2 separate regions of the Mus musculus genome follow, and region 1 is linked to region 2. Evidence: chromatin loops called from intact Hi-C (ENCODE). Cell type or tissue: heart. All regions are shown on one strand. Links, peaks and the distances in the headings refer to the core of each region. The heading gives the core; the rest is flanking DNA.

Region 1 (7,573 bases), core at 960-5,959, 180 kb after region 2:
ACCATAGGGAGGGTATATGGAGACTTATGGAAGGGAACCCCTACCACACTATTCAGTCACTGTTGTATGTGGTTCTGCCCTGCTTGTATCTGGTCTCAGGGAGGGGCTAGAGGATATACCTGGGGGAAGATGGAGGGAGGGAATTCCATGTCAGGTTCCTAAGGACCATCATCCTTGCTATGTGCAGACCTTCCAGTGTGGCTATTCTAAGGTCATCTATGCTCCTATCCATACCCCTTACCAGTTGCTCTTTAAGCCTAATAAGCTCATTGGTTCTCCTGGGTGAACTTTGTTGGAATTATACCTAAGTTTGTCTTTAGGATCTTACGAGAAGGAACAGGCTTAAGTTTCTCCCAGGGAAGGGATCCTAGCAGCACACAATTTCTTAAAGTGACATCCCTTTAATAATTCACTTTTTGATCACTTTCCCTCTTCCTAGGCGGGGTATATTGCCTGGTTTTAACTCTTCCACTTGTAGCATGGCCAAGTGACTTGACTGTTTTGCCTCATTTTCCTGTATATGAGATTATCAATATTGTTGAGGGAGGTAGGGTTTATTACGTTACCTCTCCCCCCCAAACATGTCTATTTTCCTCTAAAACGTAAGACACTTTTAGCCCCATTTCATTCCATCCGCTTCTAGTATACCGTTTCCAAACTCCCGATGCACACACATGGGATGCATCTACCCATTATAACTATATATATATAACTATAATTTGGACATTTCCAGTGCTGTGTACACAAATGCAAAGACTGTGAAAAATGCAAAGACTGTGAAAGTCGCTTCCCGGTAAAAAAAAAAAATTCTTCCACTTTCAGGTCTCTAGAGGCTTCAAGCGACGATCAGGTGTCAAGAGTGGGGAATCTCGCCCCGGGGAGCGTCAGACGCTTCTCTGGAATCACCTTGGGAGTCTCCCGGCACGCGGGCAGCTGGGCGCATGCGCAGCGCCCAGCGCTGCGTCCTCCCGGAAGCGGCGGCTCTTCCCGCCCCGCCCCTCGCCGGCTCGGGCGGAGCGTGCGGCGGGCCCGGCGAGGAGGCGGGACACGTCGGCGCTGGCTCGGCCGCCGCCGCCCCTCCTCCGGTTCCAGCCGCCGCCGCCACCGCCGCTGCCGCCGCTTCCTGGGCCGAGTCCGTCCGCGGCCCCAGCGGCGTCAGGTGCCCTCGCCCGCCCGGCCTCGCCAGCGCCGTCCGCCCGTCCGCTCGCCCGCGTCCGGGCCCGCCGCCCCGCCGCCGACATGGCGACACGCTCCTGTCGGGAGAAGGCTCAGAAGCTGAACGAGCAGCACCAGCTCATCCTGTCCAAACTGCTGAGGGAGGAGGACAACAAGTACTGCGCCGACTGCGAGGCCAAAGGTAGCGCGCGGGCTTGGTGGCCGCTCGGCCGGGGCCTCCTGCGGCTGTGACCTTCCCACCCTCCGCGGCGTCTCGTCCGCGCCGGCTCTCCCGGGAGGGCGGGCGGCCTCTGGCTCTCGGCTAGCACGGAGGTCGCGGCCTCAGCCTCCGGCTCGGAGCCGGCGTCGCGCCGCTGCCACCGCCTTGGGCCGCCGGCTGGGCGGTGCTGATAGGGCTGTGGGAGCCCTCCTGCCTCAGCCTCAGCGACTCCGTGGGTGGAGTCGCCCTTAGGTCCCTGTCCTCTTGGCGACCCTCCCTTCCTCCCACGAGATCGCGTCGTCCTCCCTTTCCCCAGTGGTGCGGTGTCCCAGATGGAGCCCTACCTGCCTGCCCACCTGACAGCTCTTGCACAGGGCGTTTACTTCTGTTTCTGAAAAAGAACAGTGTTTTGGGGTGGTTTGAGATGTCACTGCATAACATAATCGAGATAGGGTTTTCATTATTTGTGTATACTATGTATAACACACACACACACACACACACACACACACACTCACACTCTCTTATTCTGGATGTTATAGTGTCCTAAGGAAAGTGTGTTATGTTCATAAAGAGTTCAGTCGTTAGATTCCCCCAGACGACCCATTGGCGAATTTGTGGACACTGGTCTGTCCACTTCATAAATGTGGAAGGTGCATTTTAAGATACTGAGAAGAAGAAGAAGAAAAAAAAACCCCACTATTTTTAGTTCAGGTGGAGGTTTCTGCTTGAGCCTTTGAAATAGATAAATTATTTTTAGCTGATAGTTTTTGTTTGGAGATGTGGTTTATTTCTAATGTAAGTAATATCATGGAGAGTAATGGAGATTTAAAAATCCTACTTCTATGTAGTTAGGAAAATGTACATTTGATTTTTCTCTGGGAAATAGGTAGTTGCTGGGAGCAGAGACAGCCATTGTGAGCGAGGATTAAGATTTCTGCATTATTTAACTACTTTTCTAGAGTTTTTACTGTTTTCTCTCAACACTGAGCAAAAGAGTCCATTGCAGTAGGCTGGGTTATATGTGAATAAATTAAGTCTCATAACATCAGCATCATCTCTCTGTCATAACAGCTACTTCCTTACTGGGCGAAATCACATGTACACACTTTAATTGGGATTTTTATGAAGCACTTTACAGCATTATAGTAACTTGACTGTGAGGTTATCCCATGTAATCCTTAGGCAAGGCATTTAAAAGAAAAGGCATGCCTGATTTTTGTAGTAATATTTATTTGCTTGCTTGGTACTTGATTCTTGCATGTGGTTATTAGGAAATAGTGTTCTGTATTGAAGCTCAGTCACTCTCTTATCTTTTTACTTGTAAAACACTTAAAAAAAATAGGTTATTAGAAGCTAAGAAAAGGAACAAGGGCCAGAGTTAGTTTATGTTTCATCACCTTGAGTCCTAACACAGTTAAGTAAAGACTCTGGTCTGGGAAGCTGTGGCTAAAGAGCATCCAGGGCTGCAGAGATGGTCTAGGGTCAGAACACCGGCTGCTCCCGAGCCACATAGCAGCTCTCTCTGTAACTCTAGGAACAGCAGGTCCCAGGCCCTCTGCTGGCCCCTGTAGCCACCAGGCATGCAGATGGCACAGAGACATGAAAATTCATACACATTTGTAAAAGAATTATGTAAGTCAATGTAAGCCAATAATTTCCTTTCATGAATAGAAGTAACTTAAAAGATTCAAATTTCTTTCTCCAAAGGGGTACTGCAATCAGATTTTCAGATTTTCACTAAATGTGTTAACCTTTTTTTTTTTTTTTTCTGTTTTTGGGAGATGGAAAGAAAGCAATTACGTTCTTCTTTAATTGGGTAAAGAAGTTTTACTTCTGAACAGTAGGCAACATTTGTTTTGATCACTTTTGTGTAACCGCGTGAATCCAGTCCATGTATGTGGAATGAATAGCTTTTTATTTTGCTCTTGTTTAGTCACTTAATTATGAATTTTCTCTTTTCTTGAGAAGTGGGAAAAGTGGGATAGTCTAGTATCAGTAGTTCAAGGGCTCCACTGGAAGGCCATGGGCTCTGTTGTCAGTGACTTAGAAAGATTATGAATTTCAGCCAAACCTAGAATAATGGTTGTAAATTATTTTATTGTTTTATTTTGATACTTAAGGAAATATTCACTGGTATGACCATTTCACATTTTACTTAGGATTTATAGGGTGTGTGTGTGTGTGTGTGTATGTATGTGTAAGATGCATTTGTGTGTACTGTGGGATCAAACACCATTGATTTCTATGTGGGAGGCAAGCATTTTTCCACTGTTACATCCCTCCTCTTTTTTGAGATGGGTTTGTCATCCTGGTTAGCCTCAGTCTTGTGATTTTCCTATCTTTCCTTCCTGAGTATGCATACTATACACTGTATAACTTTATACACTTCTTGTAAAGTTTTGTGCTTTTGGTATGGGCGAGCCCATTTTGACATATTCTTAGAGTAAAATCCTCCTTGGCTTTTTGTATGACTTTGAATCTGTTGTTCTATATGTCAGTAACCATAATAAATGTAAGTGGTGAAGTTCTGTTTTCTTACTTTAAAAGAGTTTCCCATTATTCTGTGAGAACATGGACCTAAAAGAAAGCTTAGTTTATCATCTGTTACCTGAGTAGAGTTAGCAGAGGAGTGCCGGTTGGATTTTGACACTTTCTTAGTCATTAGCTTGTATGTCTGGTACTGACAGTATTAGCAAGGAAGGAGGACATGATGGCACAGGTCCCGGCTCCTGCTCTTGACCCTGTTCTTCAATACATTGTACAACTGGAGAGCAGGAACTGCCAGATAGAGCTGCCTGACTCCGGCTATCACTGTGACTCTGCAGGAGTTGAAAGCAGTTCTCATGATTATTAATTGGTGGCAGTATGGGTAGCGAGGATATGGAGTCATTTTAAATTTGCCATCTTAAATTTACTTTTCAGAATTTAAGCTTCATTCATAAGTAATACTGGCTTTGATTTTTTTAAAATATGTAAAAATTGGAATGAAAATGACTTTCTTGCTCAGTAAGTTTTAGGGCAGTCAGAGACTCAAGGTTTTGAACCCTAGAGTTAATTTTTTCAGACTTTGTAGTATTCAAAGGGTATGCTGCTTTCTTAATTCAAACACTTCTTTTTTCCACAGGTCTTGAGGACAGTTAAGAACTGGATTAGGTTTTGGTACAGAAACTTTTATAAGACTGAAAGGAGTATGTTTAATGGAGACTGAACATGGCAATATTCAGAATGAGTGATTCTGAAACAGTATGCCAAGTGTAACGGTAGCGGCTATAAGAAATAACCTTCTCGGCCGGGCGTGGTGGTGCACGCCTTTAATCCCAGCACTCAGGAGGCAGAGGCAGGCGGATTTCTGAGTTCAAGGCCATCCTGGTCTACAAAGTGAGCTCCAGGACAGCCAGGGCTATACAGAGAAACCCTGTCTTGAACCCCCCCCCCCCCAAAAAAAAAAAAACCAAAAAAAAGAAATAACCTTCTCTTTCTTTCTTTCTCGCCCTTTCCCTGGGCCTTGACCCTTGCTCACCAGCTCTGATGATTCCTCAAAGCCTTTGTGCTAGTCCTACGAATGAGCCTTCTGGCTTCTGTTGTTTCAGCTTTTGCTCATCTTTACATTTTGCTTAAATGTCATTTCTAGTTTCCCTTCAGCTTCCCAGACTAAGTTTACTTTTATTTGTACACTTGCGACATTATTTTAAATCTTACCACACTTATAATTAGAACATCACTGAAGTAATGGTTGGGCACTCCATATTTCTATTGAATTGCAGCTTTGAAGGAGAAGTCTTGTTTATGTTGCTCAGAGTAGCTTCCTCAGCCTTAAAGCACAGTGAATGAGTTTGGTAGGAAAATAGAACTCAGCAAATACCTTTTGGTTGTATGAATGAGTATAAGAATGAACAGTCAGAGGCAGTGAGTGTGAATGAGAGTAAGTACATTGTAAAAGGGCGTGGCGTTGGGGGACCCTGTGAATCACAGGAGACTTGTGAGTTGAAGGTACAGTGAGCTTTCACTAACTAGAGCAAGAATTAGACGACACTGCTATATACACCCAGGGTATGGTATATAGAAGGTAGAAGTGGTTTCTATATGGCCGTTTTATTTTGGCGAGCTGTCTTTGAAAATGATCAGATTTGGTTGAGATGGTATGGGAGGTGATTATTACTGGTAGTCAGAGTCCAAGGGTAAGAGGATCGTGCGTCATGTACTGTGTGCCAGTGTATGAATCAGGATGTAGAGCAGGGTGTAGCTACAGAGCCACTGCGTCCAGTTTTTGTTAGGGGTTTAAGGGATCGGTGAAAAACCTGCAGGAAGTTAAAACTCAGGAGTCATTTCTGGACTCTGACCACATCATGCCAGAATTGTCATTGCTTGACTGCCGTAGTTGTCTTTCACTCCCTCAGTTGGTGACTAGGTGGGAAGATGGAGACACGTTTAGATGGTTTTGTCAGTAGTTTCTACTGTAGTGGGGTGGCTCATGCTGCACTTGTGCTTTCCACGTGCTTACAGTGGGCTGACTCTAATATGTAAAGACACCTTGCCTTTTGGGTCAGAGTAGAAACAGCTGAGCATATTTGGTTGTAAGAGCCAGCTCCAAGAGTTAGCCAGGGAAGGGGTTAGAGAAAACTCTTGTAAAAGAACTTTTACTGAAAAGTAAAGTTTACCCCAGGAGCTGATGTTTATGCTTACAGAATTAATTTATAAGCACAGAGGTGTGTAGCTGGTCTTGGCTTATTTGTGGTGTTCTCTTTTGTCCCACCCTTTGTCTCCCCCTCCTGGGTTTATCCCTATCACTGGATAGGAGAGAAAGGATTGGGGGTGGGGAGGGCATACAGAGACCCCGAATCTAATCTCTTCCTTGTTTCTTCTTTGCTTGTAGTGGCCTTTCTACTTTGTGGTTCTTCCTTTCCCACTCTCAACCCCTCCCACTTCACCCCCGTCGCTTGATAGGAGAGAAAGAGTGACGGGAAAGGTATCTCTGAGTCTAATTGCTTCCTTGTTTCTTCTTCGAGCAGTTACTAACATACCACGACACATCACCAACCACCAACTCGGCCTCTTGGGGTCCTAGCATTTTATATACCCTCTGAAAAGTTCCCAGAATTGCAGCCAGCAAACCATGCCTCTGCTAGAGCATGAGGCAAATCATAGTCAGCTGCATCCCCATATCCCTACAGGTGGTATTAAAACAAAAACAGATTATTATACTATTTCTGTTTTTTTTAATATAAATACTTCAATTTTTAAAAGTTGTAAATCTGAAAGTTTCCTCAAATACTGACCCTTGATCTTTGTGGATCTGTCATTCGCAGGCTTCTGCTGGGCTTGCAGCTTTGTCTGATTGATAACCACGTTAGATCCTGGGTATCGGGGCTGGAAAGCTGACCAGTGGAAATCATTAGTCTCTTTCTGACATACTGTTTTAAAACTTGAACTATATTTTTTTCCTTCGAACTTTTTGTCCTTAAAGATTATTTGCAATATTCTTTTATTACTTGACTTCATCAGTGGAGAATTACCGGTAGTTTCTCTGCAAAATGCATGCTTTTACACACATACCCTCATTCTCTCTCACACAGATACACACACTTTCTCACAAAGACATTCAGTTACATGTACACATACTCTCACCCACACACTCTTTACACATTCTCTCTCTCTCTCTCTCTCTCTCTCTCTCTCTCTCACACACACACACACACACGCACACACATACACAGGATCCCTGAAGGATTAGAACCCTTCCCAACCCCCAATATAAATGTTACCGATCTTTAAAACACTTGAACTCTAGTTGTCACTAGGACTGGAAACTTTTTCTATTCTGACTATGTAAGGCACGGACTCAAACTTGTTTTCCTTACTGCTAATGGTAACACTACCAGTGATCTTTTGCTGGGTAGAATCCAGCCATTGTTTTCTTCCTTAGTTTTTAGTTTTCTCAAGGAAGATCAAAGAAATTTAGAGGGTGTGTTATTTAAGTTGTAATTATGAGAGAAGTTGACTGCCCCGTGTCCTGACCACTGTAAAGAGTTTCCATAACTTATACAGTTTTGCTGGTAGAACAGGCCAGTGTTTTCTGAACAATATTAGTTTTTCTGCTGCTATTACTAAACAATTGAGGTTTGATACTTTAAAGGAAAGAGCACACAGTTTGAGAGGCTGTGGGGAGGGCCCCTTGTCTGTATCAAATGTGTGGTA
Region 2 (7,573 bases), core at 1,010-6,009:
CATACACACACACACACACACACAACTCTGGTTGCTAAGGAGTCTCTGGCAATGATACAGAAACGAAAGTTTGTCCCCTAGAATGTTTTCCCTTAACCTGCAAAAGCAAGCACGTGGCAAAAATCCTCTTCAAGATGTTTCTACAAATAGACTCACCCGGAAGCTGACAGTGTGCTCCTGACCCAGATTAGTTCAAATTGCATTTTTTTTTTTTGCTGAATAAATTAGAAAAGTAATTTAAATAGCCTTTCAAGATGTAATTGAATTTTAGTCAACAGCCATGCCACCCTGAAATTGATCAACCTGGAGGCTAAGCAGAGCCAGGGCCTTTTAAGATTTGGCTGGAAAGTTTTAAAAATTAAATTCCCCTTTTTTCATGATTCTGTATGTTTTTCTTTCTCTGCACCCTAGATATTACATTCAACAAATGTAATATGATACATTTCAAAAATAAAAAACATAAGGATAGACAAACTTGTAATTGGCAATAAAGGAAATTAAGCCTAATGACAGCAGAGTATAAAAGTGTTATTTTATTGTTGTGGCTTTTCTGGCTACTGTATTTATAATGGTTGGTCCCATGTAAAACCTAGAACTGAAAGGAACTTTTCTCTAGAGAAGAATTTTAAATGTTTAATTTTGCATTCTATATGGACATTTGAGTTTAGAGTTGTATGGATTTTTAAGTGACTTCCAGCAATCATTACAAATATTGTCCTAGAAACTCAATCTATTTAGGGAAAGAAATATTCAGAAGCACGGGCCTTTTCTTTTTTTTAAAAAGGTCTTTATAAGAATAAGTTTTCCAACACACCCACGAAGCAGCCTATTCCATCTATAAATCAGAGAGCTATAATCATTTTCATAAGGTCACAGGTTTTATAAAACATTTCAACTTTTTAAATTAAGTAATGAATTCACGAGATAACTGAAAAGAAGCACACAACTTTAAAAATTCTACAACTGAAAAGGGCAAGAACACTGAGTTTTGATGTTAAACAAACAAAAAAGGTGACACACGTACAAACGGCAATAGTTTTATTTGATACAGGTAAGAATGTTTTCTTTTATGCAGGCTTTAATTCATAGTAAATTAGTGTTTAAATAACTTTAAATTTGTTGCATGACTATTTTATATAATATTTGCAAAGACTGTCATGCATCAAATAATCTAAAGTTGACAGCCCTCCTTTATTCCATTCGTAGTATGTTTTGATCCCTTTCTCTAGTCTCACTAGAAGTAATGCTTCTTTTTGTCCATGTCTGACTTTTCCTTGGAGTTGGAAATCATTTTGAAATAGAGAAGTATTTGGAAACCCAATCGGCACATGGACATGAACTCTACGGGAGACACAAGAAAGCATCCAGTAGGACTGGGGGATTCTAGGCTTGGTGAGTCCATCCTGAGAACCCAGATTCGAGAGACAGATCTCTGTACCCAGGGAAAGGGGAAGTGGGCAGAGGTCTGTTTCAGCTATGGTGAAGAAGGCGGTTCATCACTCTTCCTATGAAAAGCTCTGATGTGAGCCACAGAGCCGTGGCTGGAATGAGCTAGAAGGTCAGGACTAGTGATAGGGTTTGAATCATAAGACATATGAGTTAGTCTCTCTGGTGCGTTTGCTATGGCAAAGCTGGTAGTAATTAGCATAAACACCACATTACAGAACACCATGGTAAGCTCTAGGCACACTGAGAGGAGAATAAGCCATGAAGTCAAGTCATTGCTGTCACTCGATACTATGTAATTACACTCTACAGGAGTGACTCAGAAGTGTGGCGGTAGGAGGGGCGTCTCCTGTCTGACAGCTTCTGATCCGAGCAAATGCTTTGCCACTTGGAAAACCCATATCATCTGAGTTGCAATCCAGACGTAACTGCTTGAGCCTTTCCATACCGTGCTGTAAAAAGCACTCTGTAGTCCAATCAGTTGTGCAGTCTCAAGGTTCTCCTGGCAATGCATTATTAAAGACTATGCCACATAGATTATAAAAGTGCATTTATTGTCTATAGATTCCAATCTTCTCCTTTACTGCGTTCACTAAGTAGCAAAGTCTTCTCAGTCCTCATTATCTCCATTCAACAACGAGATGCAAGTCATGCCACTAGCTTAAAAAGAAATTCTCTCATATACTTATTGAGAAAAGGGATCACATTGTAGCTCAGGCTGCTCTCAGCCTGTCCAGTGCAGCAATTACAGGTGAGAAGCCTGAAACACAGCTGAGTGCTTTCTTTTTAACTGGAGGATTGGCATGGTCACTGTCTTATACCATTCTTTTCCCAGAGAGACCACAGCCATTAAGCCATGAAGTAACATCACAACATGATGAACTAATATATTCGCCCTTTAAACCCGAAGCTGTTGTACCCATAAAGGAAGTGCTAAACTTAGACTTCGCTTGCCTCAGTCTCATATTTGGTGTTAAAGAAATATAACTTCCCAAAAATACCTTACCATTGTGCATTGTGGACACCCATCGTAGTAGATATGACTCTGTCTGTAAAAAACAAGAGTAACTGTACCAGAAGGATCATTTATGCAAACATTATCATAAGGTGACACGGGCATTCCAATCCTGTTCAAATTTTGCCCAAAAACTGAAGAAAAGCCAGTGGTTAAATCACATTTAACACTTGGTTTCAAACGGCCTAAGGTACAAGGCCACATCACCACTGCCAAGTGGACAGAAAGGTTTCATTCATGTTTATTCTAGCAAATATACACAATATTTGCCATTTTTAACCATCTTCAAGCAGATTATCAGTGGCATCATGTTCCCTCACATTATATCTAAGAGACACCACTCTCTCCTCCTAATTCATTTTTATCACAAGCTGTGTTCTGTTCTCCCCATTCATTTTATCTTGAGCTGTGTGAAAGTGTTACAGCTCTGAGGGAAATTTTCAGCTGTTGCTGAAATTCCCAACCTTGCTTGAGTCACACACAGAAGCTTTAACGAGCTATAAAATGTCCTGCTGGTGGCCCAACTTGAGACCCATCCATGGGCAAGCACCAAACCCTGACACTATTATAAGGATACTCTGTAGGCTCCACCCAGGAGATGATTCAAACCGAAGCAGACACCCACAGCCAAATAGTGGATGGAGCGAGGGGCCTCTTATGGAAGAATAGGAGGAAAGATTGCAGTCCTGAAGGGGATAGGAACTCCACAGGAAGACCAACTAACCAGGACCCTTGGGGCTCTCAGAGACTGAACCCCCAACCAAAGAGTATACACGGGCTGGACCTAACCCCACTTCCTCCAGCATGTGTGGCTGATGTGTGGCTTGGTCTTCATGTGGGTCTTCAACAACGGGAGGGGGAGGGGAGCTACTATCCCCAAAGCAGCTCCATTTATGTGGGATATGTTTTATTAGCTGGGCTGCCTTGTCCTGCCTCAGTGGGATAGGAAGTGCCAGCCTCACAGACTCAGAGAAGGGAAGGGGGAGTGGGGGAAGGACTGTGGGAGGGGAGGGGATCTGGAAGGGGGAACCGAGCAGGATGTAAAGTAAATAAATCTTTAAAAAATGTTCTGTTCGGACAGCGGGAAAGAAGAAAATGAAGTTAATCAATGAAAGACTATGGGCTTCCGTTAATGGAATTTAAGACCTGAAAGCTTCTATTTAAGATGTCATCAATCAAGACACTAATAGATCAGCTGCACGCATGGCCACACCATGGATGGCCCCATTAGCGACTGCTGGGGCAGCACCGACCCACTGCCCTGGCAGAGGCGCGAGGGTCGGCTCTAGCCATGGCAGCAAGGAGAGAAGACGTAGATGACTTCGAGAGAAATCTCCTCAGTCTTCAACTGTCCTTTCGCATCTCTTGGGGCCCTTTAACTCTCGACCAGTGGTTCACACTATCCCCCCCCCTACCCCCAGCTCCCACCCCGGCTGGGCTCGCGCTTTTTATTGACGCAAGTCTCCCGTTCTCGCGGGAACTCGGGAGGGGCGAGCCGGGAAGGGAGAACAAATCTTCAAATCTCGGTTGGCGCCGGGGGCCCGCGGCAGCTGAGTCTCCTGGGGGGGCGGGACTTGGAGCCCAAGGGGGCGGGTCCTCGCCTCAGAGAAGGCGGGACGTTGCGGGAGGGGGAGGGGAGAGCCCCAGGGGCGGGGCCGCGGGCCGGGACCTGTTGAACGCAGGTAGCGCTCGGCGGCCCGGTTCCCTTGGGACCGACGCGACTGCGCATGCTCGCCGGCGGCTCTGGGCCGGGAGCCGAGCGCCGGAGACGAGCCGGCTCTTGGCTTTGCGGTGGTTGCGGGTGCTGCGATGGCGATGTGAGCGGGCCCGGGGCGGGATGGTGCGGACCTGGCTAAGGACGCCTACCAGCCGGACGCAGAGCTCCTCCGTCGCACAGGCGCCAGCCGAGGCCGTGCCGGTTGAGAGGTGAGCCCCTCGCTGTCCGCGCGACTCCCGGCCCCGCGACGCGGGCCAGGTCCATCTCCCCCGCGGGGCCGGACAGGAAGTGGCCTCCTCGCCTCGTCTGCCTCTGGCGCCCTGGCCTCAGTCGGAGCCGGGTCCTGGGCCCGCTGAAGGTCGGCGGGGACGCGAGGGGCGCGGCGCGCAGGCGGGTGCCCCCGGCCGGCCCTTGCCACTCGTCGTGCCCGGTGTCCCGCCGGCTCTCCGCCCCACTCCACGGTCGCCGCCTGGTCCTTCGACCCTCATTCGCTTCCACCCGCGCCCGCGCGCCCTTTGGCTCCGGGGGTCCCTCGACGTCGGTCGAGCTCTCCGCTCGGTCCAGCTCGGTCCCTCGACTGTGCATCCCCAGTCGTTAACCTCTTGGCCGTCGCCGATCAGTTTCCTCGCTGTTAGCACTATTTTCTCCTTTGGCACCTCGTTCTAGCTCTTTTGTTAGTTACTGACTTGTGGGAGGGTGGGCTTTTTGGCCTTTTGCGTTTTGTTGTTGCGTTTAAGCATCTCTTTGCTCCAGTGTCGAGCCTTGCCTTCAGAGGCCCTCACTCTCTTAACCTCTTTTGGTCCCCCCGCCTCATTGCTTTCGGTCCAGCCGCTCCTAACCACCGAACCGATTTTAGTTCTTTAATGTTGGTGTTTTGTTTTTTAAGCCATAAAACTCCTTTTTCCTATATGTGTGGATGGAACCTCTTTTTCAGTCCATATGTTTTACTTTTTATTACATCCCCGAAGAGTTGTAACAACCTCTGTTCTCTTCTGCTTTCTACGCAAGCTAGGGCTATGCCTAGTATCCCCACTGAAGCTTCCAGAGCAGTTTCTTCATCTTTCTTCACCAGAAATTCTCTAAAGAATGGCAGCTCACTTGATTGGATCTTGAATTACATGTACCAGTCATGTTATGAGAAACAAACTGGCCATTTATAAAGAGTTAAGATTTGCCAGAGGTCAGTGCTCCAGTAAATAACAGTTGACCAGGAACAAATCTGAAGTGAAATTTAACAAAAATTACTATATAAAATGTATTGATTTGTTGTTTTACGATTACGGTTGGTTACATCATTTTGAGCTTGTTCTATTTAATAAATGCGTACAGTTTTTGCGAACAAGAATAGGATAATTGCTTATCAAGAAAGAAGTATTTAATCTTTTGATTTGGGCAAAAGAACTTAATACATTTGGGAGCTTTTCTTCCCTCCATTTTGAATCCAATCTAATTGAAATGAACCTTGTGTTTCTGTTGACGATGGTGTAGTGTCACGCTCTGGAGGCATCTGCTGAGGCAGTTACTGTCAGTAAAGTTTGCCTTTGTTTTAGGGTTGAAGAACAACTGGATTATGTATTTCATTCTGGAATCTCAAAGCAGCCTGCAAACAATAAGTTCTTCCTTAAGTTATCTATGTCAGGTAGGACTTACATTGTTTTAGATTTCTATTTTAAGAAGAAAAATACCAAGGCAGGGGGAAAAAGGAGTAGTTTCTTGTTCAGAGTGGGCTTAAAATTAAAAAAGTAGAAGAACCCGGTGTAATTAAAGAACATTTCTCTTAAAAGAACTTGTATGTATGATGAAGTGAAGAACTTTTCCTATAGTTTACATTTTAATGCTTTTTCAAATGCAAATAGGTGATTGCTGTTTCTCAAAGATGCTTGCTCTCCTTTAAAAACCAGTCTCTTTACTTGTAGGGAAATATCCATTAGAAAGTTACCATCTACAAATTCTTAGTATTATAGTGAGCTATGTTAATTTTCTTTGAATTGAAATAAGGGATCTATGTTATACAGCAGGCGCAAGAGTAAATGTGAAAAGATTTGAACCCAGAGCATAACTCAGTAGTAGTCTGAAGAAGCCATCCAGCGTCCCCTCAGTGTCTCCACCTGTAAACTGTAGTAGTAACTCGGGCAGCCCAGTAATCTGTCTGTAATCACCCCTCATTTAAACACGTTTAGGGCCACCACAGACAAAAATTGCCATGGAAATACATATTTTTGTTTAATTAGATACTAGCAACAATAAAGTTACTAGTACTTAAATCCCTAAAGATTTAAATCCCTAAACAGTTTGATGTCTTTTTTAAAATTTCATAATTCTATAGACTATATCTAGTAGAATAGTAGTGAACTCTGAACGAGCTTAGATTAGTTAATGTTCAGACACAATGAGCAGGCGTTGGGTCACTCTTTGTTTGCCCGGAGTCGATCCTGAAAGGAACTGTAAGAGTTCTGTCTTTAGTGACTCTAGTTTCCTGTTGTCTTTTATGTTCCCTTTAGTTTCTGTAAACGAGAGCCCCTTGGACTTACGGGTCAGTCACGAGAGATTGTTTAGGACATAGAGAAGGCCAGGATTGCCTTTGTTTTGGATTGAGGTATGGAGGAGAAAGCTAGTGAACTTTGTGATATGTACATGTGTTTGTTTAAGTGAGCAGAGATAAAGCATAGAGCCTTAGACTGAGTAGCTCAGTTTGCTTTGAGTGTCAAGAAGGTTAAGGACCGAGGAGGAACCAGATGCAGAGCTGGGATACAGAGAGCATTCTTACTGGATCCAGACGTTTTCAAAAAAGTTACAGTGTGCATGTTGGTAGGCTGCATGCTTTCAAGAGTGTAGTTAGGCTCTTCTATACAGAGGTTGCCTATTTTAAGGATTTTCAGTTTTTAACATGTACCTAAGTGTTCAGGTGTAAGGGCCAGGTATACTGTCATTAAAGGGTGTATCCTATTTAAAACTCTTACCCAGTTCTTGTTTTTATCAAACCAACTTTGTGAATTATCTCTCAACCAAGAGACAGTTCTAAGAAACTTACAGTGTGGATTTCCTTTTATAGAGTTCTATCACACCAATCATAATTCAGAAATTATTTCTAGAGTATCTTGTGAATATGGATGTCTGGGTTTGGCCAGATGCAGTGGGTTCTCACTAGGCATTTAGAACATTTCTGTTCAGTTTTATTCATGTCCTTTAGCAACACTTAGTTTAATCTGTCCTAGAATTGGTGTTTCCTATTGAATCCTCTGCGGGTTATGCTATGGTAGGCGAGTGTAGCATTCATAATTACTGTTAACAGCAGTGGTGACTGTCACACGCGATCATTGATGTATACAATTTGCCAGTAAGCTATAGACTTGGAAGGTGTCTAAGTAACCTCTTCCTGTCTAAGTAACAAGTCA

The links. A loop is a pair of places that touch in the nucleus more often than their neighbours do. Peaks named below come from ENCODE experiments on the same cell type or tissue, not always from the same donor. Only the 100,000 strongest peaks of a DNase experiment are listed, where the experiment ranks them.
Region 1: it touches region 2 in a loop (2.6-fold over the local background); 10 of 42 quality-filtered maps call a loop at or near these places.

What each region holds. Positions count from the first base shown.
Region 1 is chr1:23,915,822-23,923,394 of GRCm38, reverse strand. It overlaps Smap1 (small ArfGAP 1), which reads left to right and starts at 1,014. Exons shown (of 10, transcript NM_028534.3): 1 at 1,014-1,357. The coding sequence starts at 1,240. In heart, for the core only: a CTCF peak has its summit at 2,944 (motif pointing left); a DNase peak (open chromatin) is centred at 1,024; H3K4me3 peaks cover 2,070 bases; H3K27ac peaks cover 920 bases.
Region 2 is chr1:24,096,875-24,104,447 of GRCm38, reverse strand. It overlaps Fam135a (family with sequence similarity 135, member A), which reads left to right and starts at 4,107. Exons shown (of 21, transcript NM_026604.4): 1 at 4,107-4,387. In heart, for the core only: no CTCF peak of the experiment used is centred there; DNase peaks (open chromatin) are centred at 3,337 and 3,967; H3K4me3 peaks cover 2,585 bases; H3K27ac peaks cover 2,157 bases.